2 separate regions of the Homo sapiens genome follow, and region 1 is linked to region 2. A link is a loop called in an ENCODE intact Hi-C map of the cell type or tissue named here. Cell type or tissue: Caco-2. All regions are shown on one strand. Each heading gives the region's core, and the rest is flanking DNA. Links, peaks and the distances in the headings are about the cores only.

Region 1 (15,591 bases), core at 5,176-13,175, 230 kb after region 2:
AGTGAGGCCTTTCAGTTCTAAAACAGGGTGCTTCAGGAAGTCGTGAGCTGCCTACTTCTGGAAGTGTGTGGTGATGCTGCTGTCAGCAGATGCTGGTGTAGAGGACCACTGCGGGTGGGAGGTGAGAGTGGAGGAAGGTTCGACGATCCTATCCATCCATGTAATAAACATCTGCTGAGCACCTAATGCATGTTGGATCCAAAGTCAGAAGCCCCCACATATATGATTTCTTTTGATTTCCACAACTAGCCTCTGACAGAGGCATGTGATCCCAGTGGCTAGATGGAGAAACTGAGGCTCAGAAGAGCTTGTCATTTTTTTTTTTTTTTTTGAAAAGATGCAAGCAGCGGGGGGCAGAGTCAGTGTAGTCTGCTTTCTGCCTTCCACCACAGGCCCCTCTATCGGGCTGTGTGGAGAAATGGGCTCCAGTTCTTGCTGTGACCCTCGCTAGATGTGTGGCTTCAACAAGTTATCTGACCTCTCTGAGTTTGTTTCTTCATCAGTTTAAGGGTTGACTTTTGGAGATTTGTCATGAAACAAAAAGAGATATTATATAAAAGTGTCTAAAACAGTGGCAGCCATGGCACAGGTTACAGTTGCTTTCTTCCTTCTGCTTCAAGATGATTTGGTTTTGTGAAGTTGACTGAGTCATCAATCTTACTCAGTTTGGGATCTTTAGGGCCTAGCAGAGAGCCGGGCATGGAGCAGACACTTAATAAATATTTGTTCAACGAATGGATACACAATGCTTATATCTACTGATGCCAACCATCTGGATACTCAAATGCTTCAACATGATGGGTTCTTGACTTTTCATCTAAATATTGGATGTCATCTTAAAATATAAGCAGCTAAAATGACGTGAAACATAAATATGAACACAGGTCTCACTGATGCAGATTCCTTGGGGGGAATGTGTAAATCAGTGAAAGTCTGCATAGGGCTGTATTTAAGGAAAGTGATTTGTTGTTTTCAAATAACTCCAGCTATGTCACCAGGTTTATTTATTTACCATCCATCCACCCATTGATGTAATCAGTCAACAGTGGCCCAGAGGGGCTCTTTGGGTGTCCTTTAATAAATAAGAAAGATTATCTGGAGCATGTTGGTTATTTGTAGATACATAGAAGCAGCTCAACTGCTTATGGGAGCTTGGAAACAGTTCGTGCTCAAGTGTTTTGGACATTCCCCCAATATTCTGCATACATTGTTTCTGTGCCTTGTCTCTGAAGAATCTTTATGCTAATTTACGGTCATATTCTTCTCTGCTAACGGGGGTGGGAATGCAGAGAGCTTCTGTCTGTTGCCTCTGAATGTGTGCAGTGCATGTGAAGAGAAAGAGTCAACACAGGCTAGATTCCCTAGGGAGAATCTCATTCTTGATATTGAGAACAACTTACTTGACTTATAGGAGTGAAAATCCTATGAACTGGATGAGGCTGTGCTATTATTCTTGGGATGAAAGATGGATGGAAAGACTCCTTTTATAGAAATTATTTTTGATGACTCAGGAACACTGTGATACCTTCAGGTCTACTGAAATGTACATGGCTATTTATCTCTATACTAAAATGACTCCAGCTTTCTATGCTTTTGGGATTCCTATTTGTGCTTTTGTTGCTATCTTGTGTCTTTCAGCTAACCTCACTTTTTTGATTCCCAGTATGCCTCTCACTAGCAGTTCAGTATCTTTCTTCTAATTTGTTGCCTGCTTCCAATATTCCAGGGACTAAACAAAAGAAGTAATAATAACAACAACAAAAATTCGGAAGGGTAAGTCTGTTAGAGCTGTTTGTGAAGCAAGAATGAAAAGAATCCAAATGAGTCTGAAAGGCCTTTCTGTGACTGCTTGGCATGAACTTTGGAACCCGGACATTGTGAGGTCTACAGTGGCTGTCTGGGGGTCTTTTCCACTTCCCTGTCCTTGACTGTCAGCTGGAGAGGTGATTTCAGGATTGGTGAGACACTACCGCACATATGTCTTACCATGGCAACCTCAAGGCATTCCTCTGAGGCCAGGATGTGGTTTCATTTCTCAGGGGAGTAGACTGAGGGGGAAACAGAAAAGTGTGAGGATGGCTTTCCATGAGGCATGGCCCTCAGGATCATGCTAAATGAAATGACATGTTGGTGTGTTTATCTGCAAACAGCCACATTGACTACTCACTTATTACAATTTTGAAGCTTATTAAAACAAAAAATACAGAGTCTTGCTGTGTTGCCCAGGCTGGAGTGCAGGGGCATGATCTCAGCTCACTACAACCTCCGCCTCCTGGGTTCAAGCAATTCTCAGAACTCCGGGTGTGGTGGCGCATGCTGGGATTACAGGCATGTGCCACCATACCCAGCTAGTTTTTGTATTTCTAATAGAGACAGAGTTTCACCACATTGGCCAGGCTGGTCTTGAACTCCTGAGCTGAAGAGATCTGCCTGCCTCGGCCTTCCAAAGTGCTGGGATTAAAGGCATGAGCCACTGTGCCTGGCCTGAAGCTGATTTTTTAATAGTTTGATCAGAGCTGCTTATTTCTTGACCTCTTTCGGAGACCTTCTGGAAAATTCTGGTGTCAGAGAAGGAGCACTCAGGAATCAGGAGTCAAGAGTTGCAAACTAGGCTGGGTGCGGTGGCTCAAGTGTATATTCCCAGTAGTTTGGGAGGCCAAGGCGAGAAGATCCCTTGGGGACCAGGCCAGGAGTTCAATACCAGCCCGGGCAACATAGTGAGACTATGTCTCTTAAAAAAAAAAAAAATTAGCTAGACATGTACCTGTAGTCCCAGCTACTTGGGAGGCTGAGGTGGGAGGATCACTTGAGCACAGGAGTTAGAGGTTACAGTGAGCTATCATTGCATTACTGCACTCTGGCCTGAATGACAGAGTGAGACCCTTTCCCAAAAAATAAGAAGCAAAGAGTTGCAGACTAGATCTTGTTCTGTGAGGTTGCTTAACCGCTCTGAATTTCAGTTATAAAATGTGAGGGCATTGGTTAAACCTGCCCTTTGCTAGGATCCGTCTAATAACACCCTATATATCTTTGATTTCTCTGTGAGCTCTGCAGAGCTGACCATCTCCAAGACTGGGGGAAAGTGGTTGTATAAGGGCAGCTTCTTATAGGGAATGGCTGGGGAGCAGGGCTGTCCCCAGAGAGGTGATGGGCATTTATATAGTTTTTTCGGCATCACAGACACAGGATTAGCTTACACTAGCAACCACCTACACCCTCCCTTGGCATGAGCCTGGAGTCTGGGAGGACTCCACCTGGATGGGTGGCAGGTGGCATCAGCTCTTCACATCCATCCTTGGTTTCCCTTGGATCCCTCTCCATCACTGTCTTTATTCACCTCAGCCTCCCCCAGCTGGAGCCACAGGCAGCCCTGTCCCATTCCGGAGCCAGTTCTGACCAAGGCAGGAAATGGATGTGGAGCCTCCGCCTGCCACTGGAGGGAGGAGGGGGCTGGAATTAGGTCTCATGTTTTCAATCAGCAACAATCGCGCCTCGGTTAAACCTCAGAGGCGACGGTGGTAGCACCACTCAAAGCTTACATTAAGTTGTTTCCTCAGATGTGGGATCCAGAGGCTTAGGCACGACTCACAGGCTCCTGGGTGCCTTTCTCCTGCGCTCAAGTCTCCTTTCCTCAAATCCAAATGAGGACTGGGTGTGTCAGAGGCAGTCTGGCTGCCTGGGCAGCTCCTGAGTTCCAGAATTTCCTAATCTTCCTTACCCCCAATGGCATCTGCAGCAATTCCCAAGTCCATAATCTGACCATAGTATTGTCTGGCCTTCCAGACCCTTCCTTGAGGCTCATTTGGAGGCTGGGTGCCCCTGGGACAGTGCAGCCTTCCTTCTGACTGTTGGGGATAAACAGCTCAGGGTCCTACCCCAGGTCTGGACTCTGCTGGCATCTCTTCTAATGTCGGGGGTCATCTGTCAGTTAAGAACTACCCTGAGGAGTGGCCTCCAAAGATGGAACCATTAGCTCAGAGGCGCAACATACTTGGTTCCATAAGCCTGCCTCTTTTATGGCCCTAGGAAAGCAAGAGCAGATCAATACATGCTTTTTGAAAGAATCTCAGAGTTTGTGGCAGAACCATTCTGAGATGTGATTAGGACTTGGGACACACAGGTCTTCCTAAACTCTTCTTGAAGGACATTGATTGACCTGAACTGTAACTAATACTGGCTAAGCCAGAATCTTGGAAAAGGTAATATGAGGAAGGTTGTAGTGATAGGAGCTTTTGGTGTCTGAGGAGCAGAACTGAAAATGGAGAAGCCAAGGAGGGTAGAGAATTGGTCAGGGTGTCTGCCTAGAGGCAAGTAGACGCTGATTCTAGACAACAGGTGCTGGGCCTCAGACAGTGGGGGAACAGTGTGTGCTGGGATTGGCCCTCGGAGCATGCAGCGCCCAGGCTCAGGTTTGGTGCTCCTAAGCACGGCCCTGAACCACTGCTGGCCGGGGGGCATTCCTCTACCTCCAGGCTTCGCTGTGGCTCTGCTCTGAATTTGCTATTTGACAAGGATAGCCAGGAAGAGCAGTTCCCTCCCTTCCTCTGCCTGCGCCAACCCCATCAGCAGCCTGTGGTCAGAGGTGCCCTCCTACCCCCATTTCCATGGGTGCCCATGGGAGCAGCATTGGAGGGCAAATCCAGGAGGCCTCTCCCCACCTGCTGCCTCCATCACCCCCAGGGCTGCCTGGCCAGGCTATCTTGCTCACTTTCAGGAAAAGGATCACAGGGAAAGGAACCTCCAGAACCCTAGAAGAGAGACCTCAATGCCATAAGGAAGAGTCTGGGGCAGAGGGGACGGTGGAGGGTAGGGGAGGGAGTGAAGCCCACTTGAGCTTTTGAAAATCTTCCTCCCTTTGAGTCTTCCCCAGCCCTAAGGCTGTTGGTGGGGCATCAGCGACCCCTGCTGGCCACCACATCTGGGATTTCCTCTGCCCTCCAGACCTCCATAGCTTTCCCCTCTGCTTTCAAGCCTCCCCTTCTTCCCAGGTTGAGGATTCTCTTCTCCCCAGAGACCCCACTCCCCCTTCCCTACTAGCCTTGCCTGTCTGTCCCCAGTTTTCTTTTATCCTTTTCTTTTACATATTCCATTCCCTTTTTCTTCTGGCAGAACTCAGCTTCTGTCTTTTGGAGCCTCCCTGCAGAAAACCACCTGTAGGGAAGAGATGGATAAAGCAGTGATAAGGCACCTGGTAAAGCATAACACACAGGAATGTCCAGGGGCTCATCTGGGCTGGAACAATAGATCCCTTTAAATGTGCTATCTGTCCCTCATATTTCTTCCATTTCACTCCAAGCCGAAACAACTACAGTTTATTATTTTATTATTATTTTGAGATGGAGTCTCACTCTGTCATCCAGGCTGGAGTGCAGTGGTGTGATCTCGGATCACTGCAACCCCCACCTTCCGAGTTCAAGCAGTTCTCCCTGCCCCAGCCTCCTGAGTAGCTGGGATTACAGGTGCCCACCACTATACCCGGCTAATTTTTGTATTTTTAGTAGAGATGGGGTTTCGCCATGTTGGCCTGGCTGGTCTTGAACTCCTGACCTTAGGTGGTCCGCCTGCCTTGGCCTCCCAAAGTGCTGGGATTCCAGGCATGAGCCATCCTGCCTGGCTGAACTATGGTTTACTGAATGCCTATTCTGTGCCTGTCTGTGTGTAGGGGACATACTTTGTGCCTCACTTTGCTCCTGTCCAGAGGCACCAGTCTCATGTTGAGGCAGGAGAGGAATGGTTGTGGGAGGATGTGGGTGCAGTTGGATGTCCAGCTTGCCCTGCCCCAACCTCTCTATAACTCATGCTGGTCACAGTGATCAGGCTTTCTTTAGTCTCAGGGCACAAGATTCTCAAGCTTGGCCACCTCATTCCATAAAATAGATAAGAAGTAGCTGCCCAAGTGGAGTTCCCTCTCTTAGGCCTTTGTCAGTCTTGCTCTAGCCTTGGCCTCTGCAGTGTCCTGGGTTCTCATGGCTTGCCATCCAGATGCAGGGCATGCATGATGAGGGGTGTAGGTAGGGGATACACCCATCTCAGGAGGCCAGGACCAGAGTCCCCCGCCCACCTCAAAAGGGCCCCATGTAGGGGCTAAAGGCCGTGGTTAAGTCAGAGGATTTTTATTTTTCTTAAAAGGGAAAAAGCTAAGATACCCTAATAAAAATGAGGCTTATTCTAGAGCAGAAAGCTCTCAGCCTGAGCTCCAGTCCAACACAGATAGGCACTCACTTCCTGGCCCAGGCCTTAATTTCCCTATTATATGGGAGCTAGGATACCCCCCAAAGGTCCTTCTTTTTTTTTGCTCTGAAGTTCTGTGGTTCTATTTTTCTTGCTTTTGCATGGCCAGGCAGACTAGGATGCAGCTTTGATCTACCTTGCGCCAGCTACCTCCCACCCACTCACGTGGATTCTAGGCTTTCATTTTTGCTGGAGTAATATTTTTCTGATGTTTATTTTTAAAAGTTCTGCATCTGTGGTGACCATCTCCCATTTGGAAAATTAACTACTTACAGATGTTGTGTGTGGCACAGCATTCTCCCAGGCAATGAAACCGCTGGGGTTTGGCTATCATTTCAAAAGTAAGAGGAGGGAAGGAAAGATGTATGTCTCTGATGTAGGTGTCAAAACTTCTTGACCTTCTGTAAAATGCCCAAATGTGATTTACTTTTATAAATTGAAGAGTGGAGAATTTCTTAAGCCTTGAGAGCCCAAGTGTTAAAAAACTCAAATGGAAATGGTCATATGTGGGATGTTTATGGTCATTTGTGGAATGTTTGCAGAGGGAAGGCACTAGCTGCGCGGCTGGGGCTGAGTGAACTCCTATGCTGTGCATAGAATACAGAGCTTAGCCCTCATCACCCCCATCCCCATGGTCAGCTGTGGCCAGTCAAGGCAGTGATTTATGTTGCTTTCCAGGATCTAGGTAAAGTGCATCCCAGCCTTGAGCAGAACCAGCAGATCCTTCTGACTCCAGGGTGCTGTGAAGACTCACTGGCTCTCTACCCTGTGTCATCCACCCGACCTTGACTTTCATTTTTGATTTCTGCCCTCCCTAGGAACTTGCACACGTCCTCCTCAAGACCTCCATCTCCAGGCATCACCCTTGCTCCTCTCCTCCCACACAACAGAAAATAGTTCCAGGATTAAAAAGACATTTTGTAAGATCCCAGTGAACTCTCACACAAAGCTCATTTTTTGTTTTCTTATTCATTGGCCACCCCCAGCTTCCGCCTCCTCAACAGTTGTCAAATACAGGCTCAACTCGAGAGAAGGAGCCATAGCCAGCTCTTTGTGTGGATGTTGATGCTGTGTATGTGTGCGGTGTGTGTGTATCTGCAGAGTGGGGTTTGTCTATGTGGAGTGTACACGTGTGCTGGTATTTGTGGCTGGGAGGAACCAACAGGACAAGAGCTCCTTTCCCCAGATGGGGCTTGCCCTGGCTGAGACATCTTTCTTGCCTGGATCTGGGACAGCTTCCTTTTTGCTACTGTTCCATTTCTGTCTCTGTTGATTTCTCCTGTCTTTGTTTCTTTCTACCAGAAGGTTCCTGCAGCCTTTGTCCTGTGAGAATGACTAAGGATAAATAAAAATTTGAGTAGCAGAGGAACTCAGAGACTGTCTCTCAAGTCTAATGAATCTGACTGCTTTAAATGTGAGAAGACTGAGGCTCGTTCTGTGCAGTGCGTTTGAACAGAAAGTTCATGCTTGTTCCACATCAGCAGGTTTAAACATTGTGTTAATGTTTTGTATCTCTGGTAAGATTTTTTGAAAGAGACACTCAAAAAGTGGGGGGAGCATAAGTACTATTCATTATAGGCAGATGGATGAGGATTTAGAATGTGGAGATTTGGAAGACAAAACTCAAGCTAGACACAATTTGTTTTCAAGGGAGAAAAATTAGGCAAAAAGTTAATGTCACTTATTCAAGATTTAGTAGAATAAATATGGGAGAAATAAATTGAGTGTGTGGTAAATTTATGAATAGTGACAGTGTTTCCTCTTGGAATGTGATAACTACTAAAAAAAAACTGCATGCAATAATAGCAATTCAGTAGGTGATATGATTTGGCTGTGTCCGCACCCAAATCTCAACTTGAATTGTATCTCCCAGAATTTCCACGTGTGGTGGGAGGGAGCCAGGGGAAGGTAATTGAATCATGGCAGCTGGTCTTTCCCCTGCTATTCTCCTTATAGTGAATAAGTCTCACCAGATCTGATGGGTTTATCAAGGGTTTCTGCTTTTGCATTTTCCTCATTTTCTCTTGCGACTGCCATGTAAGAAGTGCCTTTTGCCTCTTGCCATGATTCTGAGGCCTCCCCAGCCATGTGGAACTATAAGTCCAATTAAACCTCTTTTTGTTCCCAGTTTTGCGTATGTCTTTATCCGCAGCATGAAAACGAAATAATACAGTAGGAAACATTGATAAGTTGTACACTTTAATCTTCTTCTACGTATATAACAAAGAGAAACAATTCTTTTTCAAAGAAATAACATGGAAATTTGTCAACCATGTCGATCATTTAAAAGAGGCATGTCTAGACTAAGTGGGAGGAAGAAGGGAAGAAGGAGATAGATGAAGGACAAAGTCCACTGATGGAAAATAATAGCATGTGGATTAGGGTTCCCTTTCAGTAACTGGACGAATATGGGGAAAACTTTGTCTGCATGTTAGCAAATCAGAGAATACATCTTTATCTAGTATTCTTTCATCTCAAAATAAATATCAAACAAAAGATGAATTTTTAGGCTCTAAATCTGGGACAAAGAGAAGGAAATGGATAATTGTTTGCTAAGTGATCACACAGAGAACCTTTTCTTATTGTGCAAGACTTATTGTGAAGACTTTGAAGGGCTCCTCTCAATTTGGCTATCATTTCAAAAGTAAGAGGAGGGAAGGAAAGATGTATGTCTTTGATGTAGGTGGCAAAACTTCTTGACCTTCTGTAAAATGCCCAAATGTGATTTACTTTTAGAAATTGAAGAGTGGAGAATTTCTTAAGGCTTGAGAGGCCAAATGTTAAAAAGCTCACATGGAAATGGTCATTTGTGGGATGTTTATGGTCATTTGTGGAATGTTTGCAGAGGGAAGGCACTAGCTGTGTGGCTGGGGCTGAGTGAACTCCTACGCTGCGCGTAGAATACAGAGCTTAGCCCTCATCACCCCCATACAAGGTTGAAACCACTGTAATCTTGATTGGGGAAACTGGTTAGACATAGCCTAAATTTTAATGTGCCCCATGTCTCTCAGAGATAATAGGACCCACAGTTTACGCAAATGTGTAGCTTCTCTTTCTTTTGGTCACCATCTGTTTTCTAGTTTATTTGTGCTTGGTCGACATGATGCCAAACAACTGGTTTGACTGGTTTTTGTTGCACTAAATGGATGAGACTGACCTATTTGACGTCCTGTGGAGACAAATCCCAGCACTGGGGCCCAGGGCTTGCTGAGAGAACAAGGCTCCCTTTTCTTGAAGGCAAGTTTGAGTGTTACTGTACACTTGAGGTATTTTGATATTGTAGACCTGTAAGCATATGTTCTCAGTGGCTTCAGAGTAGGTCTGGAAAAAACAACAACCAGCCAAAGCAAACCTAGACCGGAGGCGCTAGAAACTGGGATTTAGTGACAGGACTCAGGAGGCACACAGCTCTGAAGAAAAAGACATGTAGGTGCTGTAGGCTGTTAGACGATACTGGTGTGGTCAATGCCAGCCCCTGGGTTGTGGGCAGCTGCTGCCCAGGGCAGCGGCCATGAGAAAAACCAGGTACCAGGCAAGGTGAGTGGCTGGCAGTCTCAATCAGCTGGAGTGCCAGTCTATAGGGGGCATCCAGACATTGGTGGACCACATCAGGAATATACTGCCAGTTGACTTATACATGCAAATATGACTTTTTTTTTTTTTTTTTGCATGACACGTTTATAGGCCACTCTGGTAACTCTGAGTCCAGCTGCTGCTATTTGCTTGATGCTGGCTTTTGCAGTTGCTGCAATTCTGTGACAAGTTGGCCCAATATATATGCTAGTTACAAATGATATACTTTATTATGCAAAATTAAGACCTTTTATTATGCTCCCCACTTTCCCCAGTAAATTGGTTTGGAAAATTACCTATGATAAATATCATGTTCTAAGCCTAAAGAAAGAAGTATAACATTTTATTGTAAAATAAGATTGTTTCTAAATATGTAACCAAATGTCAAACAAATAATGAAAGGAGGCTGGACATGGTGGCTTACACCTGTAATCCCAGCCCTTTGGGAGGCCCAGAAATGGGAGGATTTCTTGAGTCCAGGAATTCAAGATCAGCCTGGGAAACATAATGAGAGCTTGTATCTACAAAAAATAAAATTAGCCGGGCATGGTGGGGTGCGCCTGTAGTTCCAGCTACTTAGGAGGCTGAAGTGGGAGGATTGCTTGAGTCTGGGAAGTCAAGGCTGCAGTGAGCTGAGAATGGTGCCACTGCACTCCAGCCTGGGTGACAGAATGAGACCTGTCTCACAAAAGAAAAAAAAGAGTAGCTATGGAGTGTTAGTAGATCCCAGGTAGTAGTTTTTTTTTTTTTTTTTTTTTTGAGACGGATTCTTGCTTACTCTGTCACCTGGGCTGGAGTGCAACGCCATGATCTCCGTTCACTGCAACCTCCGCCTCCCAGGTTCAAGGGATTCTCTGGCCTCAGCCTACTGAGTAGCTGGGATTATAGGCACACACCACCATGCCCAGCTAATTTTTCCATTTTTAGTGGAGATGGGGTTTCACCATGTTGGCCAGGATGGTCTCCATCTCTTGACCTCGTTATTTGCCCGCCTCGGCCTCCCAAAGTGCTGGGATTACAGGTGTGAGCTACCACGCCTGGCAGAGCCCAGGTAGTTTATGTATGTCATTGCTTATATGACTCACAACAACGCTGTGTGGTATTCCCACTTTACAGAGGAGAAAGTTAAGGTTGAGAAAGGATACGGAACCTGACTTCAGGTCACACAGCTTGGGTCCGGGTCGGAATTCCAACCCAGGCAGTGGAGCAACAGGGTTCCATTTTTTAAGCTTTGTGCTACACTGATTCTGAATATTAAAACAACAACACAACATTGGATGAAGAGTCATGAAATCTTTAGCCTACCTGGCTGTCAGTCTGCATGTGTTGCTTGGTCTGGCTCCATTTGGCCAAAATGCCAGAGCAGAACCTTGGTGCAGTGACAACCTCTTAATTGATATGGAAGGGTGAATATTCTTGAGGTAAAGTAAATAGGGCAGAGAGGCTCAGGCTGCAGATAGGGATGGGTAGGTAGGGTTTTCAAGTGGATCCTCAGAGCCTCTGACTCCCAGGGGAGGTGTCTTGAAAAATGCTGTGTTAGGGCATGGAGGGATGAAGCCTAGGAAGGGGCTCTCTTGGGAAAGATAAGAAAGTGCCTTTCTTGTCAAGGAGGTGAGGCCAGGGGCTAGGGCAGGAGGGCTCTAGAAGGCCCACTTGTGATGAGCATGCAGAAAATGCCATTCAGGTGTGTGGCACTTCGCAATGGTGTGGAGTGACCTGCAACCCTAAACTTTTGCTCTGTAACACCATTCAGACTCCAGTAAATGCTTCTCCACTTGTCCCGAGTGGTATGTCCTAGAAATGAAAGGTATCTGTGTTCCCATGTGAAGTATGTTTGTGGGCTGTGTTGCTACAGTTATCAGATGACACTGATCCAAGTTCAGGGAGGATTTCAGTGCTAGAAACACAGGTAGGGAAAAGAAAACTACCAATAAACTTTTGAAAACTTTCATCTCAGGTAATATAAATGCTATAGATTCTTACTAAATATTTTCCAGAAGTGCTAAGTATCCCATTTCCTACTTTTCTCCAACTTCAAATTCTTGGTGCTGGAGTTATTCAGGAACCTGTGTGATATTTGCAACAAATGCATCCAAGGGCTGACGAATATTTGCAACACCAAACAACTGATGTTACTCTTAATTTGTATCTATGTACATCTCCATATAACATGTGTGAGGCATAGCATCCATTCTTTACTTCAGAAGGCAACCAACCAGTTAGATTTTGGATGCTAGAATTGCAATGCTGTATTGCAACTTAAAATTAAAGGATGCACCTGTAATCCCAGGACTTTGGGAGGCCAAGGCAGGCGGATTGCTTGAGATCAGGAGTGGAAACCAGCCTGGCCATCATGGTGAAACCCTGTCTTTACTAAAAAAAAAAATACAAAAATTAACCAGGCATGGTGTCAGGTGCCTGTAATCCCAGCAACTGGGGAGGCTGAAGCAGGAGAATTGCTTGAACCCGGGAGGTGGAGGTTGCAGTGAGTGGAGATCATGCCACTGCATTCCAACCTGGGTGACAGAGTGAGACTCCATCTCGAAAAAAAAGTGTGTTTTATTTTTATAAAAACGTTAAATATGACCTAATTAAATTTCCAGGAAATTAAATTAAAATGTCACCATTATTTAAAAGTTATATTCATTAATTATAATTTGTATCTGCCTTTTAATTTTCATAGATAATTTTAAGTATTAAAAGACTATTAAAATAAATTAAAAATATATTGTGATATAGTTTGGCTGTGTCTCCACCCAAATCTCATCTTGAATTCCCACATGTTGTGAAAGGGACCCTGTGGGAGGTTATTGGATCATGGGGCAAGTCTTTCCCGTGCTGTTCTCGTGATAGTGAATAAGTCTCATGAGATCTGATGGTTTTATAAAGAGGAGCTCCCGTGCACAAGCTCTCTCTTTTTGCCTGTTGCCATCCATAAGAAGTGACTTGTTCCTCCTTGCCTTCCACCATGATTGTGAGGCCTCCCCAGCCACGTGGAACTGTATGTCCATTAAACTTATTTTTCTTCCCAGACTTGGGTATGTCTTTAACAGCAGTGTGAAAATGGACTAATACATATATGTAAAAATTTTATGTATTTGATGAAATATACTTATATTGACAAATTTCAATCACATTTTAATCCTCTTTATTATTGAGAAATGGATATAAGTCAAGATTGGGATAAAAAGATAAAATAGGGTGAAGTTCAGAAGCTGAAAAGAAACAAAATCAGTGAGGTAATCTGCTTAACACTGCAAACACTGGAGAAATAGTAAAAGTGAGTAGGCATTTGTTGGACTAGCCCACAAAAAATCTTTACACAGGACCTTACAAATTGTTTACTTAATGTAGATCTAATTAGTGATCAAAACAATGAGAATGTAAAGGGGAATTATTCATATCAAATTCACAATTCAGAAGCCACAGATGGATGCAACTTGTGCCTGCCTGGGAGACACAAAGGAAGCTACATTCGTGAAATTAGCCCAATGGGAGGAGAAAGATGAAACTGAAACCTTGGGGGCTTTACTGTACCTGTGGGAGGCTGATTCAGGAAAATGGCCTGCTTTTTTTTTTTTTTTCTTTTTGAGATGGAGTCTCGCTCAGTTACCCAGGCTGGAGTGTAGTGGTGCAACCTCCGCCTCCCAGGTTCAAGCGATTCTCCAGCCTCAGCCTCCTGAGTAGCTGGGATTACAGGCATGTGCCACCACGCCCAGCTAATTTTTACATTTTTAGTAGAGATGGGATTTCACCATGTTGGCCAGACTGGTCTCGAACTCCTAGCCTCAGGTGATCCTCCTGCCTCAGCCTCCCAAAGTGCTGGGATTACGGGTGTAAGCCACTACACCCAACCAAAATGGCCTTCTTATAGCAGGAGACTGTGTCCTCAAAACACAGTCCCATCCAAGTGAATGGTTACAATTATTGGATGAACATGGTAGGACATCCAGTATTCCATTTTACATCAAAACTCTTCTAACTGGGAAAGATGTCATAGAAACTGGCTTTTATATGCTAAGTTCAATACAAAATATTTTGTGAATTCTATACCAATTATCACCAATCTTGAAGATTAGCTTTGGTTAAATAATGTATTATGGCCAGAAGAGGAAATCCCTGTGCACACACAAAAAGCACACAATCAATTGTTTGAGAAAAAAAGGTTAATAAACAGCAGACAATGAGTAGTAGTCAGCAAAGACAAGTAAACACCAATAAAGAACATCTGCCATAATATTCCTAAAAGAAACATGTTATTTAGCCAAACAAAATGATGCTTTTATAGCCTTAATAATACATTCTTTATGGAAAACAATGAAGTTTTCTGGGTTTTGTATGAATGACTTAAAAATTTGCTGCTAGGGTGATCAAACATGAAAGAGATTAAAAACACACACAAATGATCTCTATTGAGGATTGAGAATTAAAAGAGATTATTAAATTAAAGGATAATAAAATGATAACAATATTTAACATTTAAAAAAGCAAATATTATTCAGTTCAACTAGCTAGCAGCGGTCAAAAGTCAAGTTGGGTGACTCACTTTTTTGTGTGTGTGTAAGACAGTCTTGCCACGTCGCTCAGGCTGGAGTGCAGTGGCACGATCTCAGCTCACTGCAGCCTCCACCTCCCAGGTTCAAGAAATTCTCCTGCCTCAGCCTCCCGAGTAGGTGGGATTACAGGCGTGTGCCACCATGCCCAGCTAATCTTTTTGTAGTTTAGTAAAGACGGGGTTACATCATGTTGTCCAGGCTGGTCTCCAACTCCTGGCCTCAAGTGATCCTCCTGCCTCAGGGTCCCAAAGTGCTGGGATTATAGGCATGAGCCACTATGCCCAGCCTGAATGACTCACATTTATGATACTCATTGTTAAACTATCTGGAGAGGCAAACAAGGAACTTGAAATTAATAAGTATTTTATTGGTTTTACACTTTCGAAAAATGCAGCTTTTGTCTTAAAGACACAGCTTTAAATTTTAGCCATTGATTTAAAAGATTATTGAGGGTAAGCCTATGATAATGATGTTAATAAGGTTGTTAAAGAAAAAGGTATGCAATCCAGAATTCTGGTTGAAAATATAGAAGCATTCTTTGAACTGTAGTTTGAATTTTAACAAGGAAATGTCAGCTTTACCTGTGCTGATAGCAATGGTATTCCTTGGAACAATTCAAGTATTATTTACATTGTTTTCTATATCTCTCTAAAGGTGGAACATGATGAAACACACACCAAATCTGACCTTACAACACGCTTAGGTACACAATGGAAATTCTAATGAAACACTGTCAAAGCAATTAGATTTAATTAAGCAAGATATGAAATACATTAATAGAGCTAAGCAAAACCATAGAAAATCCTCAAAGAGCAAATCTCAGTCTTTGGCAGAATGTGAAATTAATTTTAAATCTCATCATTCAGTTACTTGTTATGAACTACAGCTTGCTGTAAACAATGTTAACTGAAAAATAAAAAAACAAAACCATGATCTAAGTTTTATTTCACTTTTAAATGGATTCTACAAATATATCTAAAGATTTAAAGAAAATTGTTATTCTAAATAAAAAAGATGCATGATAAATATGAAACAAAAGTAAAATTCCAGCAAAATACAAGGAAATTTGAACAACAAAACAAAAACATTTGCATGACTATGAAGGAGAAGGTTCACACATATACAATCTGAAAACTGACTTCTACGACTGTTTTGTGGCCATTCTAGATTAAGGTATTGTATTGATTGAAGAGCAATCTAAACAAACCAATATATTGGTATTTCTTTATTT
Region 2 (15,591 bases), core at 4,862-12,861:
TTGGGCAGGCCCCAGCCCTCTCCTCTGCCCACTCGCAAAGCCCGGCCTGCTTGCTCCACCGGCAACTGGGCTGGAGGAGAGGCGAGGGGCAGGGTGGGTGCTAAGATCCTGTGCGAAAAGCCAGGACCCTCGTGGTACCTAGGGAAATGAAAATCGCGTTGACAGTAGTCCAACGCTTTCCTTTTCTCATTCACCCCTCGGGCAGCACAACGAGACAGGCACTCCTGCCAACGTCCCCATTTCACAGATGGAGAAACTGAGGCTTAGGCAAAGCAATTTGCCCCAGGGTGACGGAGCAAGCGTCAACTTCAGTTTCCAGCTCGGACGCGAGGGGCCGTCGGGGGCGTTCCGGGGAGGGGGTGCCTGGGCCGGGGGCGGCCACGCGGGGCTGGGAGAGGTTCCAGCAGCGGCGCGTGGTGTAGCCGGCGTCCGGCGGGACTGCACGGGCCTGGAGCCGCTGGAAAGGCCGGTCTGGTGGCCCGGGACGAGGGGGCGGCCTTCCCGGAATCCCGAGCAGCACGGCGGAGCCGGGGCAGCTGCCAGGCGCGGCTGGGGACCGGCTCGCGCTGCGGTTGGCGGCGGGCAGGCCACATACCGCGCAGCGTGGAGGAAATGGCTGGGATTCCTCCTGCGGCGCCGCGCGGGCCTCGGGGAGGGCGGGGCTCCCCCAGTGTGTCGGGGCGGGGGCGGGGCGCGGCGGAGGGTGAGCGGGGATCCTGGCGCTGGCGGGGGCGCCCCGACCTGAGTCCTCGTCCCTGGAGCGCTCCCGCCACTTTGCCAGCATCTGGGCCTCCAGAGCCCCGTGAACCCTCGAGAAGGGGAGCACGTGAAGGGGCTCCCCGGCCACGCCCAGCCTCCTGCCCAGTCTCTGCCTCAGGCCTAAGGGTTCAAGAGGGGCCTGAGTCACCCACCTGCAGAGCGGCCCTGCAGCCCCTGCTGATCCGAATCAGGCCCTGCCTTCTGGGGTGGCGCACGACACGCGTGGGGCCCAGCGAAGAGGATGCTGAGGACCTGGACGCTGCTCCGGACAGTGAGGCCTCCGCAGGTCCCAGTTTCAGCTTTGGAAAGTCCTGGCCACTGACGTCCTCAGTGTTCTAGGCCCAGCCTCAGGCCTTTCTGCTGCAGGCATGGTGGGCCAGGCGGAGTCGGCTTCTAGGGGATGAGGCTTGCCCTGAGAGAGAGGCCGGCCCCTTGTGAGATTGTTGGCTGCATTGTGGTGGGTGAAGTTTAGAGGCAGAGCCGGGAGGGTGGCACTGAGGTCAGTCTTGACCTGGGCCTGAGTGAGGAGGCCGCTTTACACTATACTGGGGAGTGGAGGCATGAGAAGATGGAAAACCTGGGGGTTGGGTTAGCTTGAGAAAGCTCCCAGCTTCCCCCGGACACAAGCAAAAACATGATTTGGCTGGGGAAGTGGAAGAGGGGAAGGTGAATTGAGGGTCTTAGATTGGGTCCCCTATAACATCTGCTAGGAAGGTGGCCCCTGGCACTTGGAACAGGGACTGATTGATGGATCCATGATCTCTTTCCTCCATCAGTCTCCACTAGGATGTCAGATCCAGTCAAGAGTGGCGTTTGAGAGGCGTTACCATCTGCCCTGCACCCCTAAACCCTTCCCGCTGCAGACTGCTGTACTGACACCCTCCTGCCCTTCTCTGGTTTCCAGCTCCAATGGCGTCTATTCTCTATGAATTATTCCTTGATCCCCGCAACTTCTACTCCTTCCATCTGCTTCCACGGCCACGTGATCGCACTTTTCACACTGGATCATGAATATTTGCTTGTGAACTTATCTCCCCAGCTTGACAATAGCTCTATAAGGGCAGAGATTGGCTAAATCTTTTATTAACTTTGTGGACCTACTGTCTTAGGCCAGTTTCCCGTTGCTATAAGGAAATACCCGAGACTAAGCAATTTATAAAGAAGAGAGGTTTAATTGGCTCATGTTTCTGCAGGCTTTACAGGAAGCATGGTGCTGTCATCTGCTCAGCTTCTGGTGAAGCCTCAGGGAGCTTTCAATCATGGTGGAGGGCAAAGGAGGAAGCTGTCATCTCACATGGCCAGAGGAGGAGCAAGAGAGAGCATGGGGGGAGAGGTGCCACATACTTTTAAATGACCAGATCTCGTGAGAACTCACTATGGTGAGGAGAGCACCAAGCCATGCAGGACCCACCCCCATGACCAAGACACCTTCCCACCTCCAACAATGGGGATTACGATTCATTATGAGATTTAGAGGGGATACACATCCAAACCTGCTGTCTAGAATTGTGCTTGCCTTACAGTAAATGCACCACCTGTTTGTTGAATGAATGAGAGAAAGAGGAAGGAATTGGGTGGGGACAGTATAAATGAAAGCAGAGACCAGAGGAAACACAGGCCAGATGTGAAACTTGCTAGAAAGCTCTCATCTTTGCTTCCTGCATACACAGAGAACTTGCTACCCAGACCCTGCCCTGCCCTTTCTTACCTGCCATTCCGAGGTGGGCCCAGTCCAGAGGGTCTAGCACCACCGCTTCCCCAAGACCACTCTGAACTGCACACCTTGATACTAACTTCAATGCCAACCCCCACTCTCTCTCTCTTACCCTGGCTTGAGGCTCTGAGTTTGGCTTAGTTGCTTTGCACCTGTTTCTGTAGCCCACCATCCCCCCACCTCTGCTCCCCATGCTGGTGTACCTCATTTCTCAGCTTAGGGCTCCACAAGGTGGATGGATCCATGATCTCTACATGAAGTGGTGTTGTCCAGCCATTTCAAATAAAACCAGGGCTTGGGAGGTATGCCCTGGCCCAAGGCTGGGGGCAAGCATGGTGGTGGCTTTGTCTGCCTGCCTCCAGGGTAGGATGGCTTCAAGCTCGGAAGCAGAACAGAGATGGAGTTTCCCAACTTAGCCCACATCACCTGAGCCCGAGTGGCCTGCTGAAGTTTCCACCACTTCAGGGACTTCCAAGTAGCCTGATCTAGGCCTGGGGAGGGGCTCCCTTCAGAGCAAGTCCTCTGCCAGGCCCTGGGAGGAAATAGGAGACCCGAGCCAGGTCTGTCCTGATGCACTTGCCCCTCCTCAGACCGGCCTGATGGGCGTCTGTGGGACTCAGGAGCGTCAGGGAATGAGATGTCACTTCCAACATTGCCTCTGGACACTCCTCCACAAGGAGCAGGCCTAGGAGGCCCTGGCAGACCTTTCACACAGACACAGGCAGACAGAAACGCAGCCAACTCACAGTGACAGCATTGGTTCCGGGAATTTTGAAAGTCAAAACCCCAATATTTTTTCACAAGAAAAAGGAACAGATTTTGGCATCTTTGCTTCAGAAACAGGAACTGACCAAGACAGTGACCTCTGATCATCACTTCCTCATTGCACTGCTCAGAAGCGGGTGGGCTCCCTCAGCCCTTTGACTTTCCCCTCAGGGTTCTGGGGGCAGAAGCCCCAGGGCTTTAAGGAACAGCAGAGGAAAGAAGAGAAGGGGAAGGAAAGGCATGGCAGAGGAGAGGGAAGGGAAGGAGAGAGATTTTCTAGGTGGTCAGTCCTTGAGGATTGAGGAGGCCAGGAGCCTGGTGGGGGTGGGGGGAGTTAGGGCCAGGAGGTACTTGGCACCTGGTAGGTCTCAGTGTGGCCTTATTTTTATCTTGTCATGGAAAGAGCATCAGTGTGTGGACCCTTTGAAGCTCACGGTTCATTGCTCCTGTGTCTTGTAGCATTGAAGTACAGCTGTCCACATTCACAGCAGACTTAGCTGTAGCACCTCTGAAAGTTGTTTTTGTTTTTTGTTTTTTGAGATGGAGTCTCATTCTGTCACCCAGGCTGGAGTGAAGTGGCGCGATCTCAGCTCCCTGTAACCTCTGCCTCCCAGGTTCATGCGATTCTCCTGCCTCAGCCTCCTGAGTGGCTGGGATTACAGGTGCCCACCACTATGCCTGGCTAATTTTTTTTTATTTTCAGTAAAGATAGGGTTTCACTATGTTGGCCAGGCTGGTCTCAAACTCCTGACCTCAGGTGGTCCGCTGGCTTTGGACTCCCAAAGTGCTGGGATTACAGGCGTGAGCCACTGCGCCTGGCTGCTCTGCATGTTTTGAGCATCTACTCCATGTCAGATGGGTTGCTGGATGCTGGGTGAATAAGAAACAGATTTTTCCCTTGCAGTGCTTAGCGTCTAATAGAAGGATCTGGTATTTGAATAATAAACATTAAAATAATGAAGCTGAGGATGACAATTGCCAAGAGAGGAGGGAGAGGCTACACTGGGTTGGGGTGGAGCATGAAAGGCATGAGGAAGGAGGTGGCATTTGAAGTGGGCCTTGAAAGGCGGTGGTCATTTGTCAGGTGGAGATGGGAAAGGAGGACCTTCCAGGGAAAAGGAGCCGCCTCAGCAAAGGTGCAGGGGAGAGAAAGTGTGAGTATATCTGGGGAGCTGAGAGTGTGGGGTGCAGGTGGGTACAGAGGAATAATGGGAGAAGTGGCTGGAGCAGGAGGTGAGGTCCACTTTGCAGAGAGCCCTGAGTGCCAGACTGAGGTATGTGGATTTCCTCAGAGGTTCATGGGGAAGCCTTGACCGGCAGTGGCATCATATATCCGTCACCAAGTGCTGCTGGAAGCGCGGAGAAAGGACCGAGGCAATGGGGAGGACTGAGCAGCCAGAACCAGCCATGATGACAACTCAGCCTTTTAGCATGTTTGGCATTGCCAGCCCTCATAGTGCGCAGCGACCTGAAATTGGTCCCATTTACTAGATCTTTGTTCGTTCAAGGTTTTTCCTACAAAACTAAGTTTCAGTTCCCCTGTGAAGTGAGCAAAGAGAATATTGATGGTGCTATCTATGTTCTTGTGTGAAATGACCAGAGCAGGAGTCACTGTGGGCAATCAGAGGCCTTCTTTCTCCTGGACAGGCTATGGAAGGGTGCCAGGGTGGGGAGGGGTTAGGAAGCAGTCAGGGTGGGGAAGGGTTAGGGAGGAGGAGCCAGGGTGGGAAAGGGTTAGGGAGGAGGTGCCAGGGCCAGATGTGCACTGGGCAGAGACCTCTGGATCAAAAGGTCCTTAAGAAGATCAATTGGACCCTCCTCTGGCTCCATGGCTCTGTCCTTAACAGAGCACTTCTCATACGGGGTGCGATGGAACTTCCTCAGCAGTAGGCAGAGAGGGTTGTATTGGTTGTTATTTATTTATTTGAGACAGGGTCTCACTCTGTTGCCCAGGCTGGGGTGCAGTGGCACGCTCATGGCTCACTGCAGCCTCTACCTCCCACGCTCAAGTGATCCCCCCACCTCAGCCTCCCTAGTAGCTGGGACTACAGGCGTGTGCCACCACACCCAGCTAATTTTTAAATTTTTTATAGAGATGGGATTTTGCCATTTGCCCAGGCCGGCCTTGAACTCCTAAGCTCAAGTGATCCTCCTTCCTTGGCCTCCCAAAGTGCTGGGATTACAGGTGTGAGCCACTGTGCCCAGCTCTGTTATTATTATTTTCTTAATAAGCTTTATTTCTCTTCGTAGATTGTAAACTCCTACAGGGCAGAGGTGGTGTTTCCCATAGGTCCTAGTACTCACTAGGCACTAAATAAAAGTGAGCTGAAGGAAAGGATCAGGGTTAGATGCCCCATTATGAGGAGGAGAAGCCTTAGGGGTGATAGCAAACAATACGTTTTATTGTTTTATCATACATCCCCCTGCTGACCCCTCTGTGACTTCTATGAGTGTGACCATGAATCCAACAGACCCTTTGTGGGGGTCTTTGCTGATGGGTCAGCCTCTCTGAACTTCTCTCCTTCCCCCATTTCTTCCATGGGGCATGTTAGCATTTCATCAACTCATTCTATACATATTTATTATCTTCAATTTGTTAGAGATGGTGCTGGGTATGGGAATACAATGGTAAAATTTTCCTTGCTAGTTATGATTTTGGGCGCCACCTGCTGGGCATATGTAGGCACATACACACAAAGTTTTGTGTAAATGTACACATTAAGATGCCAACTAAAACATACAAAGGGAGACACAGCTGTGTACACAGAGTAAAACATATACTTGTTCACAAACAGGCACACATATGTGAAAACATAGAAACACAAATGTAGAAATGTAGGCTCCAGCATAGTACCTCCACCTTAGTAGGAGTCCAGTAAATACTTGCTAGTCTGTAAAAGAAGATGCAGTTCTTTGGATCTACTTCTTCCAGGCTTATTTTTCACCACCCTTTCTAGCCAATTAGACAAGAATGCTGTGTTGTCACTTGCCCCCTTCCTACATTCCTCCCCCCCATTCTATTAATTCTTTTTATTTTTATTTAGTTATTTATTTTGAGACAGGGTCTCACTCTGTCGCCCAGACTGGAGTGCAGTGGTGCGATCAAGGCTCACTGCAATCTCTGCCTCCCAGGCTCAAGTAATCCTCCCATCTCAGCCTCTTGAGTAGCTGGGACCACAGGTGCATGCCAGCATGCCTGGCTAATTTTTTTTTCGTAGACATGGAGTTTCACCATGTTGCCCAGGCTGGTCTCAAACTCCTGGACTCAAGCCATCTGCCTGTCTCGGGCTCCTAAAATGCTGGGATTACAGGCATGAGCCACTGCACCTGGCCTATTAATTCTTTAAGACCTAGCTCAGGCTGGGCGCGGTAGCTCACACCTGTAATCCCAGCACTTTGGGAGGCCGAGGCGGGTGGATCATCTGAGGTCAGGAGCTCAAGATCGGCCTGACCAACATGGTGAAACCCTGTCTCCACTAAAAATACAAAAATTAGCTGGGCCTGGTGGCGGGGACCTGTAATCCCAGCTACTCTGGAGGCTGAAGCAGGAGAAAATCACTTGAACCTGGGAGGCGGAGGTTGCAGTGAGCTGAGATTACGCCATTGCACTCCAGTCTGGACAACAGAGCAAGACTCCTTCTCAAAAACAAAATAAAACAAAACAAAAGAAGACCTAGCTCAGATGCCACCTTCTGCAGGTGCAAGCCTGTAGCAACTCAGATGAACCTTCTACCAGCTAAGGGAATGACTTTCTCTTCTGAACTTTCATAACTTTATGATATTTGTCATTTTACTAACTTGCATTTTGGCTCTTTGGGGATGCGTGTTTTCTCCTTTTCTGGTCTGTAATCTCCTTGAGGGTAGAATTTGTGGTTGACCGATGTTAGTGTTCCCCCATAGTGCCTGGCATGCTGCCTTGTACAAAGGGAGGGGCTCAATAAATATTTGCTAAATAAATGACACAGTTATGGACACAGAGGAACATGAATTTACAGAAATGCACATCTACTTATATACATTTCTCTATCTTTGCAAAAGTTATACACATTTACAAGAAAGCACAGAAAAACATCTCTAGGCCTATAGCTGTGAGTAGACACATCCCTTCAGCTAAGCCCTTTTTAATTTCTGCTGTCTTCATTTCAATTCAGATCTTCATCCTATTTACTTCATCAATTGCCTCTTAATGTGCTTGGTTTGCTAGTTCTTCTCTTTCCACTTTTTCTATTGTCCCCTGGGCTGTACCCTCCTAAAACACCTCTTTGAGGATGTTATTCATCAGCTCAGAATTCTAGCAGTTTTTGCTTCCCTGCATGATAGTGTCTAGAAAAAGCTAAATCTTTTCTTGTCTGCTCTCCCTTTAGGAAAGGGAGTCATAGTTACAACCAGTGAAAATGGTGGATGTGGTCTCTAGAAACATGTGCCAATGCCTGTTAAAAGAAACTTGTATATCTTCCAATCTGATGAGGTGGCTGGTGCCACCTGTTCTCCTTCCTTACTGCCATGAATTTGTTTACAGAGGAGCTGCAGCAGCCATTTTGCAACCATCAGGGAATAACCAAGATGCTGCTCTTGACCTTGAGCAACTGAACAAATGATACTACTTCTAGATTCCTTGTTTATGTAAGAAAAATAAACCTTTGTTTAAGCCACTGCAAGTTGTTTTCTATGACTTGCATCTGGATGTAATCCCAACTCGTGATACTTAAATATCCCACTTCTCCTGATACCCGCAGGACAAAGCCTAATTTCCTCAATCTGATATTGTAGAGTATTTGTGATCTGGCTCCGCTCTACTCATCCAATCATGTTTCCTAGTATTCTTCTTATAGCCACACCCTAGTCCAAGCCTCCATTTTCACCTGTTGTCTAGACAAGTTGATTAACTTCCCAGCTCATCTCTTTGCTTCCACCACAGAACTCCTCCAATCCATCCTTCTCACAGCAGCCAAGAGAGATCCTTTTAAAACATGGTATCTCTTCTGTGCTTAAATCCCTTCAATGGCTTTTTTTTTTTTTCGAGATGGAGTTTCGCTTTTGTTGCCCAGGCTGGAGTGCAATGGCGCGATCTCAGCTAACTGCAACCTCTGCCTCCTGAGTTGAAGTGATTCTCCTGCCTTAGCCTCCCAAGTAGCTGGGATTACAGGCATGCACCACCACACCTGGCTAATTTTGTATTTTTAGTAGAGATAGGGTTTCACTATGTTTGGTCAGGCTGGTCTTGAACTCCTGACCTTGGGTGATCCACCTGCCTCAGGCTCCCAGAGTGCTGGGATTACAGGCATAAGCCACCTGCACCTGGCCTCAATGGCTTTTTATTACACTTTAACTCAAATCTGAACTCCTCAATAAAACTCAGACTCCTACGAGGCTCTGGCAGCCTCAAGATCCGTGGTCTTCAACCCTTGCTGCATATTAGAATCACCTAGGACTATTTCAAAGATTATCAGAGGTTGAGTTTCACACCTAAACATTCTGATTTAATTGCTCTCGGATGGACCTGGGGCACTGATATTTTTGATATATTCCTTGGTAGATTCTAAAGTACAGCCAGGATTGAGGTCCCTGATTTAGACCTTGCCTATTAACTCCATGCTTACCTAGCACCCACATGGTCACTATGCTTTAATCATATTGATTTCTTAATTCCTCAAAATGTGCCAAACTCTTTGCTGCTTCTGAACCTTTGTAGATGTGATTCCTTCTGCCTGGGAGGCTCTTGCCTTTGCTTGCCATAGGTCTGCTTGTTCTTATCTCTAAGACTCAGTTTAAGTGTCTCCTGTCCAGAGAAGCCTCCTCTAACTACTTAATCTAAAATTGTCCCCCATGTCATTCTCTGTTGCAATTTCCTAATTTCTTTCTTGATACTTGCTGCCACTTAAAAATGATATGTTTGTCTTTTAAAATCTTTATCTCATACTAGATTGTTGTCTGCAGAAGAGCAGTTTATAATCTATGTTTTGTAGGGTACCCCTCTTACAATCAGAGCCTCACACATAGTAGGTATGTCAAGAATTGTGAAGGAGTCTGAAATTTACTGTATTTGTAAGTTAACAAGTTAGCTTGCTACCATTTCACGGATGCTGGCAGAAGACAAAAGACTTCTAGGTCAGAGACAAAGGGCTTTATTATTCACAGCATCAGCAGCGGCCGGAGTACAAACATTTGCCCTGGTTCCTGTGCAACTTCCTGAGACTCAAAGAACCAGGGCAAATGTTTGTACTTTGGCCACTGCTGTTTCTGTGAGTAATGAAGAAGTCTGAGTAGCATGTGCCCATGTAGAGGGCTGCATTACAGAAGAGGAACCCTGAGCTTAGGGAACCACGAGCATTCAAAATGGGCACTTTGCCTACTTGAACTTTGTCCTGGGGGAAGACAATATCTTTCTAGCAGTGGACAATACACAAACCTACCCTTTCCTCCACAGGGAGACATAATCTCTATCTTTCACAGCTGTTTACTGTACAAACATTCTTGAAAAGATAGGAACAGAGGTGGTTAGTGCCTTGGCTTGTAAGATATGCAGAAATGGGAGAGACGCGTGGAGAACCCTTTGATCACTCAGGCTTTCTGCCTGGAGGCACTTTTCAGAGCAAGCACAGGAGAGGGGAACCTAACAGAGTTGGGAGTCCTCATTTAGTTGATGTGTTGAGATTGGAAGTCCGCTAGGCTGAGGCAGCTGGAATTTGTGGACAGAGTACTGGAGAGAAGGGAGGTATGCAGAGAAGGAGCTCCAGCAATCTGCATGGGGTTTCCTTGAATTTTGGCAAAACAGTAAGCTGTGCGTGTGTGGGATAAGACTCCGCTAAGCCAGGTGAACAGCTTTTAGCAACACAGCTACCGGGAAGCCATAAGGTGAACAATTTCCAGAGCTCACATCTCATCAGATTGGAAGATGTGCAAGTTTCAACTAGCCAGAGTGGAGTGTGGAGAGACATTCTTGCATGTTTGGAGCATTTAGTAGAGATCTTAGTAGTAAGATATCTTAGTTTTGGCTGCTATAACAAAGTGTCACAAGCTGGGATATAAACAATAGAAATTGTGGCTTATAAGCAATAGAAATTTATTTCTCATAGTTCTGGAGGGTGGAAGTCTGAGATCAGGGTGTCAGCATGGTTGGGTTCCACTGAGGGCCCATCCTGGCTGCAGACAGCTAACTTCTTGTATCCTCATATTGCAGAAAGACAGCAAAATAGCTCTCTGGGGTCCCTTTTATAAGGGCACTAATCCCATTCATCAGGGCTCCACCTTCATAGCCTAATTATGTCCCCAAAGCCCCACTTCCTAACACCATCACTTTGGGAGTTAAGATGTCAACACGTAAATTTTGGGAGGACACAACCATTCAGTCCATTACATAGAGTAAAACTGGCCTGGGTGAAGGTAGAGTAAAACTAACTGGGCGAAGGTACTCTAGATCAGGGTTTCTCAACCTTGGTACTATTTATATTTGTGTGTGTGTGTGTGCTTGAATAATTATTTGTTGTAGAGGGCTTTCCTGTGCGTTGTAGAATGTTTAACAGCATCACTGACTTCTATCCATTAGATACCAGTAGCATGCTCCTAATTGTGACAACCAAAAATATCTCCAGAAATTGACAATATCCCCAGGGTTGGGGTGGGGACAAAATCACACCCAATTTAGAACACTGCTCTAGAACCACCCCAATAAAGCACAGAAACAAGCCTCACAACCATTTAGCTTCTCTGTAAGTAGCTCAATGACCTGACACCCCACTTCTGTGGTGCTTGAGTTTCTTCCTCCTTTGCTCTGCCACAGGGGAGCTCATGCTTGCACCCATCTCTCTCTGGAGGCTCCCATCTTTCCTTAGATTTCAGGCTGTTCAGTTGCATTGCAACCTCAGCTCCTGATAGACTCAAGAAAAGTCAAGAATTTTGTAGATTATCCATTTTTCTCTTGTCATTAAGGTTGGAACAATGCTCTTCCCAGTTTTCTACATCCTAGGCGGAAGAGCTAATCTCCATTAGATACTTCTGCTCTCCTTCAAGTCTCTACCTGCCAGACCCTGGGCCTTTCCCCTTTTCTCCTGCACTCCTCCCAGTGTCTCCTCCTTCCCTGGCCTTCCTCCTTGTAATCTTAGCCTCCTCGCTCTACAGTTCTGAGCAGTCATACTCTGGCCCTAAATGTGCCCTCCATCCAGTTAAACAACAGCTTGTCTCCTTAGAGCATAGCTGGACCCTATCCTGTGTCACTTGAGCATCTGTTGTTATCCTCAGCAGTGTGCCTCAACCACCTGCCCATACCTCCGCCCAACCAGCTTCTCGGAGTGTTCTTTCCATTGCTCATTCTGCTCCTTGGAAGGAGTGCTGAGAAATGCAGTTATCTCCTTTCTGTTACGCACACATATGAGAATGTCTGTGCCTGAGGCCTGCCTCCATGGCAGGACCTGAAGGTTCCTCGCCCACAGCACTTCAGCTGGGATTGTTTGATGAGCTTCTTCCCTTCTATTTTGGTCCTTAAAGTGCTTTCTCTGTCAATGGTATTAGCTTCGTCACCTTAAAACAGACACATGACATTCACTTTTATGTTTTTAGTTGTTTTTTATTACAGAAAGGGCGGTGAGTATGTGTGTGTTTCAACACAGCAGTTATTTATTAATTGACCAATTTTTCTTTTGCTGTGATTTATTTTATTTATTGGTATTAATAACTTAAGATCTTTCCACATATCTGGCCTATTTACAGTAAGTGTTCCCTAGGGAAGCTGACTGTTATCACCCATGGTAAGAATTGCGGGATACAAGGATGAAATATTGTGGGTCTTCTGGGAGGAACAGTGACCAAAAATTTGAGATCAGTGGTGAGGACACAATTGACTGAGAAAGGTGGAGAATGACGTTGTGGACAGTCTCTCTTGGCATTAACTGCTCTGGTGGGGGAGCACTTAACCCTGAGGTAGGGAAGGATCAAGATGCTGGGTACCAGTTGAAGGTGCTCCAGAAGATGCTTTTAAGGTGGAATGAGTGGGTAGTATTCTATGTCCTTCAACTTTGCCCCGGGGGGAAGATTTTAAAAGTCATTGAAGAGAAAGGGCTCTAGTGAAATTAAAAGAATCGGGCCACCCTTTGGAAAATTAATAGAGCCATAAATGCTAAGGGGTGCCTTTTCTCGACCGCGGCGGGCGTTGGTGGCAGGGCTGACTTGGGCCGCGCTGGGTGACAGTAGAGTGGTGGCGCGGGAGCGCGAGGAAATCCAGTGACTCCTGAGCTGCCCAGGATGTGGGCCGCCCGCTAGGGGGCAGCATTCTGCTGAAGAACACCCAGAGATGCTCCACCCTGGAGCATCTGGCCATGACAACTCATACATGGCCCATGACATACCCCCTGGCCATGACTACCTCAGAATTCCCAGATAGAATGGGTTAGGGGCCAGCAACAGTTAACTACTTTCAATGTTTTGGTAATTTCCTTCTAGTTTTTTTTTTACCTTTTTTTTTTTTTTTTTTAAATAAATAGATATGAATTTATTATGTATAAGATTTTGCGTTCTACTTTTGATACATATTTTCCCCCATGTCACAAAAAATTATTTGTGACTTTTTTTTTTTTTTTGAGACAGAATCTCACTCTGCTGCCGAGGCTGGAGTGCAGTGGCATGATCTCGGCTCACTGCAACCTCTGCATCCTGGGTTCAAGCAACTCTTCTGCCTCGGCCTCCTGAGTAGCTGGGACTACAGGTGTGGGCCACCATGCCCGGCTAATTTTTTTATTTTTAGTAGAGACAGGGTTTCACTGTGTTGGCCAGGCTGGTCTTGAACTCCTGACCTCAGGTGATCCACCTGCCTCGGCTTCCCAAAGCGCTTGGATTACAAGGCATGAGCCACCGCACCCGGCCTGTGACATCATTATTAATGACTGCCTACTTTTACATCATACCAATATAACATAATTCTCTGTTGAATGTTTGTGGATTCAATTTGTTTGCTATTGTAAATTATGCTAAAATGAAAATCTTTGTGCATAAATCTTTAAGATTATTTTGTAGTATAGATGTCTTCAGAACTACTAAATCCGTATGTATAAATATTTTTCAAGGTTTTTAAATATATTGTCAGATTGATTTTTAGTAGTTCTAACAATTTTCAGTGCTAGCAGCAATACATAAGGAGTGCTCATCTCTCCTAATATCTCTGGTTGTGACTAGTATCATAGGCAAAAATATATTTTCTAATTTGATAGTGTTAAATTAAGTTTGGCCTAGAGCCTGTCTTTTTTTTTTCTTCTTTTTTTTTTTGAGACGGAGTCTCACTCCATCACCCAGGCTGTAGTATGCAGTGGCGTGATCTCAGCTCACTGCAAACTCCGTCTCCCGAGTTCAAACGATTCTCGCGCTTCAGCCTCCCAAGTAGCCAAGACTACAGGTGCACACCACCATGCCCAGCTAATTTTTGTTTTATGGAATTACAGGTGCGTGCCACCATGCTTGGCTAATTTTTGTATTGTTAGTAGAGACAGGGTTTTGCTATGTTGGCCAGGCTGGTCTCTAACTCCTGACCTCAAGCGATCCGCCCACATTGGCCTTCCAAAGTGCTGGGATTACAGGCATGAGCCACTGTGCCTGGCCCTGGACCCTGTCTTTGTACATTGAGTTTCTATGTAATGATCTGTGACCTAACTTAGTAGGTACTAAAATCTAACTACTATACTTTTTCTAACAGATAGCTGGGTTTCAGCGAGTCACAAGCAGCTGAACTTCAGCCTATCATAGGTTGACAGCTGACCAGACCACGTCCAAATAAAGCAAATGCCTAGCTGTAATTAATCAAGCTATTTTTTTAAGTTACTTCCCTGTTCTAAAGTACTCACTGCCCACATTACAAAGGGAGCTCTCTGAACCTCTTCTGGTTCTGAGTGCTGCCTGATTAATGAATTGTTCTTTGCTAAAATAAGTTCTGTTAAATTTAATTTGTCAAAAGTTTTTCTTTTGACAATAAGTTAAAAAAATGTGTTAGGGGTCTGACTGGGGAGTAACAAGGCAGCTGCCATGCATCTGGGTTTGCTTAGTGAATGCAGTGTTTGTACTCAGCTGGCATGCTTCTATGAGATGGCCTTGGGGCACTGCCACTGTCCCCCACCCAAGTGACATAATGCAAATAAAACATGTTCCATAAAATATAAAGACAATTTAAATATACACTCCATTTATAGAGCAGCTGTGTTCCTGTGAAGCCGTCCTTTCAATGTTCAGTCCTCTTGTTAAGATGTCATATGCATATTGCTAGGTGAGGTAGTGAGGAGGGTGCTGATGCTGCTCCTGCTTTCAGGAGAGGACACAGGATAAGGAGCTCCATGGTGAGAGATGCTCCATTGGAATGTAGACCCCTTTGAGCTGGAGTTTTATTCACTGCTGATTTCCTTGTGGCTAGAAAGATGCCTGGCACACAGTAGGAGCATAACAAATATTTGTTGAATCAGTGAAACTGTAGTGACTCACATTGTAAAGCAATTCATCCTTTTATATTGCAGATTAAATCTCCATTTTCTCTGTTTTGTAAGCTTGATTTCAATGTTGGACTTGAAAAAAGTCTGGGCCCCATTGTCGTGTGAGCCAAGCGGTGTTTGCTTTCAAGGCAAGGACAGAGGAGAGAAAGAGGAGGAAAAAGTTAACTTCTGGGGAATATACTCATCTGCCAATGACAGGATATGATATAGAAACAAGTCTTTTGTCTCCAAAATCTCCATCAGTGCCCACCATCCAGAGCGGGTCAACTGGATTGACCAAAATAAAATCTCGGATGATGAGAAATTTCTCATATGTTAATTGTGGAATCAAAGCTTCATTTGTGGCTCCTGCTCCCACACTGGGCTGCTGCTTTTCAGGATGAGCATTTGGGTTCAAAGTTAGGAAGGAGTGAGGGTGCGCCCATGATGACCTGAGAGCTGACTGGAGGGACTGATGAAGGGGTAGTCCAGCACAGGGCCTGCATGGTCTCTGTTTTCTGAACTCTTGCTGCCTGACTTCCCGAGGCAGTGGGAGAAGATGGGACTGATTTCTGTGCAGCTGGGGCTGAAGGCTGGCTGACGGTCACCGGGCGGGTAGTCAGTGGAGGCTGCTAGAACTGGAGCAGAAGGAACTTTCTCTCAGTGTATTTCTCCAATTTGGCACCAGATGGCAACACCTCCCTTCAAATGAAACCAAAGTCTCCAGATTCAATAACAAAACCGTTACTTATTCTGAGGACATTGAGCAACCCTGCAGGATTTGGGTCTGGATTTGGGGAGGGGGCTTGACCACCTTGATGATCATGGAGCTAAGCTAGTTCTAGATCCTGTCTCCATCCATTCTTTCCATGAGTGATTATTGATTGAGAGCTTCCTATGTGCCCAGTCCTG

What was found. Hi-C counts contacts between places; a loop is a spot of excess contacts. Peaks named below come from ENCODE experiments on the same cell type or tissue, not always from the same donor. Only the 100,000 strongest peaks of a DNase experiment are listed, where the experiment ranks them.
Region 1: a loop joins it to region 2, with 3 times the contacts of the local background. A loop is called at or near these places in 107 of 110 quality-filtered maps.

Annotation. Positions count from the first base shown.
Region 1 is chr2:41,859,216-41,874,806 of GRCh38, reverse strand. It overlaps the pseudogene RNU4-63P. Among named protein-coding and RNA genes, the nearest start is that of LINC01913, 11 kb to the left of the region's middle. RefSeq lists a silencer at 4,890-4,989. In Caco-2, for the core only: no CTCF peak of the experiment used is centred there; DNase peaks (open chromatin) are centred at 9,098 and 9,389.
Region 2 is chr2:42,086,418-42,102,008 of GRCh38, reverse strand. LOC105374531 (a long non-coding RNA gene) reads left to right here and starts at 4,216. Exons shown (of 2, transcript XR_940001.1): 1 at 4,216-4,392. RefSeq lists enhancers at 1-706, 925-1,004, 2,478-2,537, 2,728-3,047, 15,400-15,459 and silencers at 365-744, 2,268-2,357. In Caco-2, for the core only: CTCF peaks have their summits at 5,672 (motif pointing left) and 5,900 (motif pointing left); DNase peaks (open chromatin) are centred at 5,898, 9,478 and 9,818.